Regions from separate parts of the Homo sapiens genome. Here region 2 is linked to region 1. A link is an interaction called in ENCODE POLR2A ChIA-PET data of the cell type or tissue named here. Cell type or tissue: MCF 10A. All regions are shown on one strand.

What was found. ChIA-PET counts read pairs that join two places held together with the same protein. Peaks named below come from ENCODE experiments on the same cell type or tissue, not always from the same donor. Only the 100,000 strongest peaks of a DNase experiment are listed, where the experiment ranks them.
Region 2: POLR2A ChIA-PET joins it to region 1 with 5 read pairs; 1 of 35 experiments calls an interaction of 5 or more read pairs at or near these places.

Annotation. Positions count from the first base shown.
Region 1 is chr5:67,968,502-67,971,001 of GRCh38, forward strand. The region is part of intron 1 of LOC107986420 (a long non-coding RNA gene); the gene reads right to left. Among named protein-coding and RNA genes, the nearest start is that of LINC02997, 180 kb to the left of the region's middle. In MCF 10A, no CTCF peak of the experiment used is centred here; a DNase peak (open chromatin) is centred at 1,350.
Region 2 is chr5:67,878,616-67,881,115 of GRCh38, forward strand. No RefSeq gene overlaps it. Among named protein-coding and RNA genes, the nearest start is that of LINC02997, 87 kb to the left of the region's middle. In MCF 10A, no CTCF peak of the experiment used is centred here; DNase peaks (open chromatin) are centred at 1,176 and 2,466.

The DNA of each region.
Region 1 (2,500 bases):
TTTAATTATATAATTTAATGATTAGCCCAATGTTGATCCCTCTTGCTAGATTCTAAGTTCCATGATGATAGTAACCATGTTTGCTTTGCCTGTTTCAATATCCTCAATGCCTAGTTCGGAATCTGTCACACAGTAAGAGTTTCATAAATTTTCATTGATTAAACAATAATTATTGTTGTCTCTAAAAAGAGAAATAGCATCAGATTGAGTTATAAGTTTGGTTTGAAGTGAGAAAACCTAGATCTGAATCTTTCCATAGCACTTTTATTAGCTGTATGACCTTGGGCACATTACTAAATTGGTCAGTGCCTTAGTTTATTTGTCCATAAAATGGGAATAACATTAGCAACAGCATAAACTTTTATGAGGATTAATCATACAATGTGACCAGAAAAACTCAAAATCAGCTGTTATTATCATAATCATCATTGGAGAGAGAGTTATCTGAAGGAAAATAAAGATAAGGCATTGAAAACATTAAAAATCTCACTTCACATCAAGTTCTTTCTTGGATTCTTTAAAGTGAGGACAAAAAAAAACTCAAAAAAAAAGAAAGCCCCAAGGAAGTTATGTTTGGTAAAGATTTCTATAAGCACCAACTCTCTAGTAAGTAAGAAGAACTAGACCCACACCTTTTTCTTTTTAAATACATGAGCTTTTTATTATTTTAGCCAAAAATCCTCCCATTGAAAGAAAGTTGCATGGTCATAAATGATCTTCTAACAATGCCAGCAAATTCTCTGATGTTGCAGCTCCTTTCTGCCAGAGTCATAGCTAGATTGAGTAGGAGAGCTGTCGAGACAATGGCTAGAAGATGCCTTGCATTTGCATGCAAACTGCTGTTTAGCAATGCCAATCATCATTTCCAAATTCATGCCAAATGCCACGATGTGATAAGGAGCATCATCTTTGTTCCCATCATTGCATCTCAACTAGTCATATTTACCAGTTATTAAGCACCTGCCAGTTGAAACCTCATGAAGGATTTATTTCTTGACCTATGAGCTATTTCTGTACTACAAGGTATATCTGATTCTCATACCTGTGCTTGGCTCAACAACATTTCTGTGACAAAAAAAAAAAAAGCCAAAAATATAATTAACTCTTCAACCATTAAAGAAATGAGCAGTTTGTGACCACTGGAATAAGCAACATATATATCATTTGGATAAAAAGATAACTACCTCTTCTCTCACGTATCTTTCCATTACATCAAAATTCTTCAAAAGCTAAAAATAACTATCCTCTTACTGTCTACCTGAGAAGCCACACCTGTTTCTTCCTGCAAATCTACTCAAGATGTTTCCAGAAGACTGACCTGACCCTGGACGGATACCAGAGTGACTCAAACACAGTACTCAGAAGACCTAGTTCTCCCTGATGGCCTTCAGTGCCTCAGGCATTTCTTGTAATAAATGGTTTCCATGCTCAGAAATAGATGAAAGCCAGGTCTTGCACCTTTCTGGAATCAGGAAGAGTTATTATAACAGGCATAGATAAAAATTCAAGACCATAAAAGGAAGAAAAAAAAGATGGGTATGCACTGGAAAAGGCAGTAGAGAAAATAAAATGTAGCGTACCTCAGAATAATAAGAACCTGGTTTTGCTTAAAACCAGAGTGGAAGAAGTTTGAATCATGGTGGAGCAAGAATAGGAGACAAGCCCTCGCTGCTATTGAATTCGCCCTTTCTGTTTGTGTTTGCACATCAGCCAAATTCAAAATGGCAGTGAGCAAGGCTGAGGAGGCCTCCAGAAAGCCAAGACGAAGGCAGCTTCCTGCTGCAGGAAGCCATGCTGTGCTTCCCCATAGGAAGGACTCATTGACCCCTGAAAACCATCATCCTGCAGGGGTGACCCCCACTCTATACAGAGTAGCCGTCCTGGAGTACCTCAGAAAAGAGGTTTTTTAGGCAGCAGCAACTGCACCAAAATATATCAAAATGACAAATGTCACCTTTCTCACCAGTGGCCTACCATTCCTTGAGATACAGAGTTGGAGTCTCTCTTAAGGCAACAATTGCTACGAGAAGTGTAATTCCATACATCTAGTTCTTCGATGGGAAAGAAAGGATAACTGAAAGAAGTTAGGTGCCTGGATTTCTCATGACTTCAGAAATCCAAATATTTGAATGATCATCCAGTATCAGTGATGCCAGCAGACTGTTCACTGTGAAAAAGACAATTTTGCCTTTAATTTTATTTTAGCCACTTAGAAGTTTAATAGCCTTTTTACAAACGGATTTCAACATTTGTTAACTATATGTAGGTGTTAATGCAGCACTGAAGAAGCTGTTGATTTTGAAGCAGTGGGTTTCTAATGAGTTTACTCTTTTTACAATGTGATGCAGAGGTTGTAGCAACAGATATATGATTTCATACAGATTTACTTCCACCATAGTGGATAAGAAGCTCAAATCTAAAACTCAAAAAAAAAAAAAAACTAAATAAAATAAGGAGGAGGAGAAAGAGGTAGGTAAAAGGGAGGAAAGGGGTATATTTG
Region 2 (2,500 bases), 90 kb before region 1:
ACCTCTGTTACCATGTACTCCTAAGCTTTCCAAGGTCTCTAAAGATTTTCGGAGGACATTCACATAACCTGCATTTCCTTGTTATTTCCTGCCATTTTCTGTTGTTACTACTGTGGCAACTTCTTTCGCCCTCACCCCAGCCCCTCACCTCATTCTCCAGTTGTACATTAGGTTCATGGCCAATGACAAATTCAATTACTATGAAAAAAACGAAAAAATGAAATTCAATTTAGCCTGGCAAATGGTTAGATTCAAGACCATAAAACAAGCAATCTTGTGCATAGCCTTGAATACAATCTGAAAAAGCCCTAAAATGTTATTTTTATTACTATTTGAAGAATGACTAGACAAGATTGACCAGGGAACATTCTGGGCAGATTTCTTTCTTTGTTGATAGAGGGAAGGGGAGGTGACCTCATAAATTTGTTCTTTGACTATTTTTTTACAACTCTTTATAAGAAATTTGGCTTTGTAGGCTTTTACCCTAGGGGAAGCTGGTGTTCTTAGTGAGGAAATAGTTTATATCACCATGCAGCACTGTGAAATACTTGACTCAGTCAGGCTGCATACACAGTGAGAAAAAAAAAAAGACTCATTTTCTTAGTAAACACTGCTGTATTCATAACACTTTGCTTTAGCTCTCATGACATTTTGAGATATTGCTCTGCAGTTGCTGAACATAGGGGTAGAAGGGCGTCCTCCATCCTTTTGTTTCTTACTACTACCTCTCCCCGCTTCCCTTGACAAGATGAACAAACCAAGTTTCAGTGGCTGAAATCCTTGAAAACATCAAGTTACCTTTCCCAAGGTGAATAATTATCTATATAAAGAACATGTGGCTTTCATATCTATCATACTTTCTTTTGTCCTCTTTTTTAAACATCAGTTTAGCTCAATTCAAGCCTTTTCCTAGACTGCTTCTTTATACCAATAATTCACTGCTGGTTCTCTGACCAGTCCCCTGCTAATCCTTTCACTATATTGCAGTGTTTCTCTTCCTGAAGTCTTCTCAGTGTCCATAGCTCAAGAGGAAAGAACACATCAACAACTTGTAGACAGCCTAAACACACACAGGTGCGCAGGTATACACAGATAAATGTTTCTTCACACAAAGCAAATTAATTTTCAGCATTGAGACTCATGAGAGTTCACCCTAAGAGCTTTCACTGAGTGTGAGTCACAAGTAATCAGTCTTTGTGGCGTAACCTGTGAGTTAGTGAATTCTTACTGGTCTCAATGAAAAGCCTTCTTTGTCTATGTGGTTATTAATGGGACTGTAAAACTGCATGATAAGATAAAATGAAGCCCTAAAACCTTACATGTTTACCCCACTGCAAAACAGCTGTCCCATACCATCTCTCATGGCCAGATCTACAGTTTTAAGATCTGTGCACCACAGGTTAGCAAAAAAACCTGCTTTGTAAAGGACCACATTTTTCATCAGAGGACCAGCCACTTAACATAAAATTTGAAATCCTCAGTGATAAAAAAGACAGAAATGCAGAATATACCTCATTTCTGAGATCATTTGAAGTTTTGATAAGGTGATTTCTAAACATGGGCTCTAATTTTCTCTGACTACAAAGTGACATTCAGGTGTGAGATTCCATTTCCAGCGGTGAGTTCATCTTTTACTGCCTTTTATCAGCACGAATTATGGTGCAGCAGGTACTTACTTCTCTATAACAGCAGGGGTCAAGTAGATAATTAATGAGAATTAATCTGTAAAAAGAAATATAATGTCCTATTTGAATCTTGGTTTATGACTTGGTTTATTATGCAAGTGTGAAACTTCAAAGGGAGCTAACTCAATGTGGCACTTTAATTACATTTTATTATATTTAAGAGTTTTGTGGAAATTTTGCTTGCTGCCAAGAAATGTTTCTTAAGAACACTTTCTTTCCCAGTAGACTGCTGGGGCCCCTATTCCCAGAGTGGCTACAGAGGGGAGCCGCCAGCACCTTTCTCATATCAGAGAGAAGGTGCAAACAGCTGCGAGGTGGAACACTGGCCTAGGGTGTGGCCAAGGACAATTTCTCTCACAGAGGGTAAAACCACAGAACCCATGAGACTCCCTTTAAGACTTTTCAAAGGCAAACATTCCCAATGGCAAACTGGAAAGCTTGAGTTTAGAGATGGGTTTTTGGAAGACCAAATATGAGGTGTCAATCCTGTGGTGACCTCAGAGATGGCCACTTCCACCACTTGGGGGAAAAAAAAAACAGAGGGGGAAGCACATGCATCTCCTTTCATTGCAGCTTAAGTCAACTTAATTGTGCTGGATTTAAGAGTAAGGGAAGAGATCCTGTCTTTAATAGCTGCATTGTTTCCCTATCCGCTAATCTTTTGGAGGGCATAAAACTAAGGAAAAAGAATTCTAAGGTTAACATGAACCAGTGTCTGAATCCAGGGCAAAGGGCCAGGGTTCCTCCTATCTAATTCCAGCTCTGGTACTGACTTGTCTTATGGCCTTGGGCAAAGCCGCTTGGTCTCTGTGCTT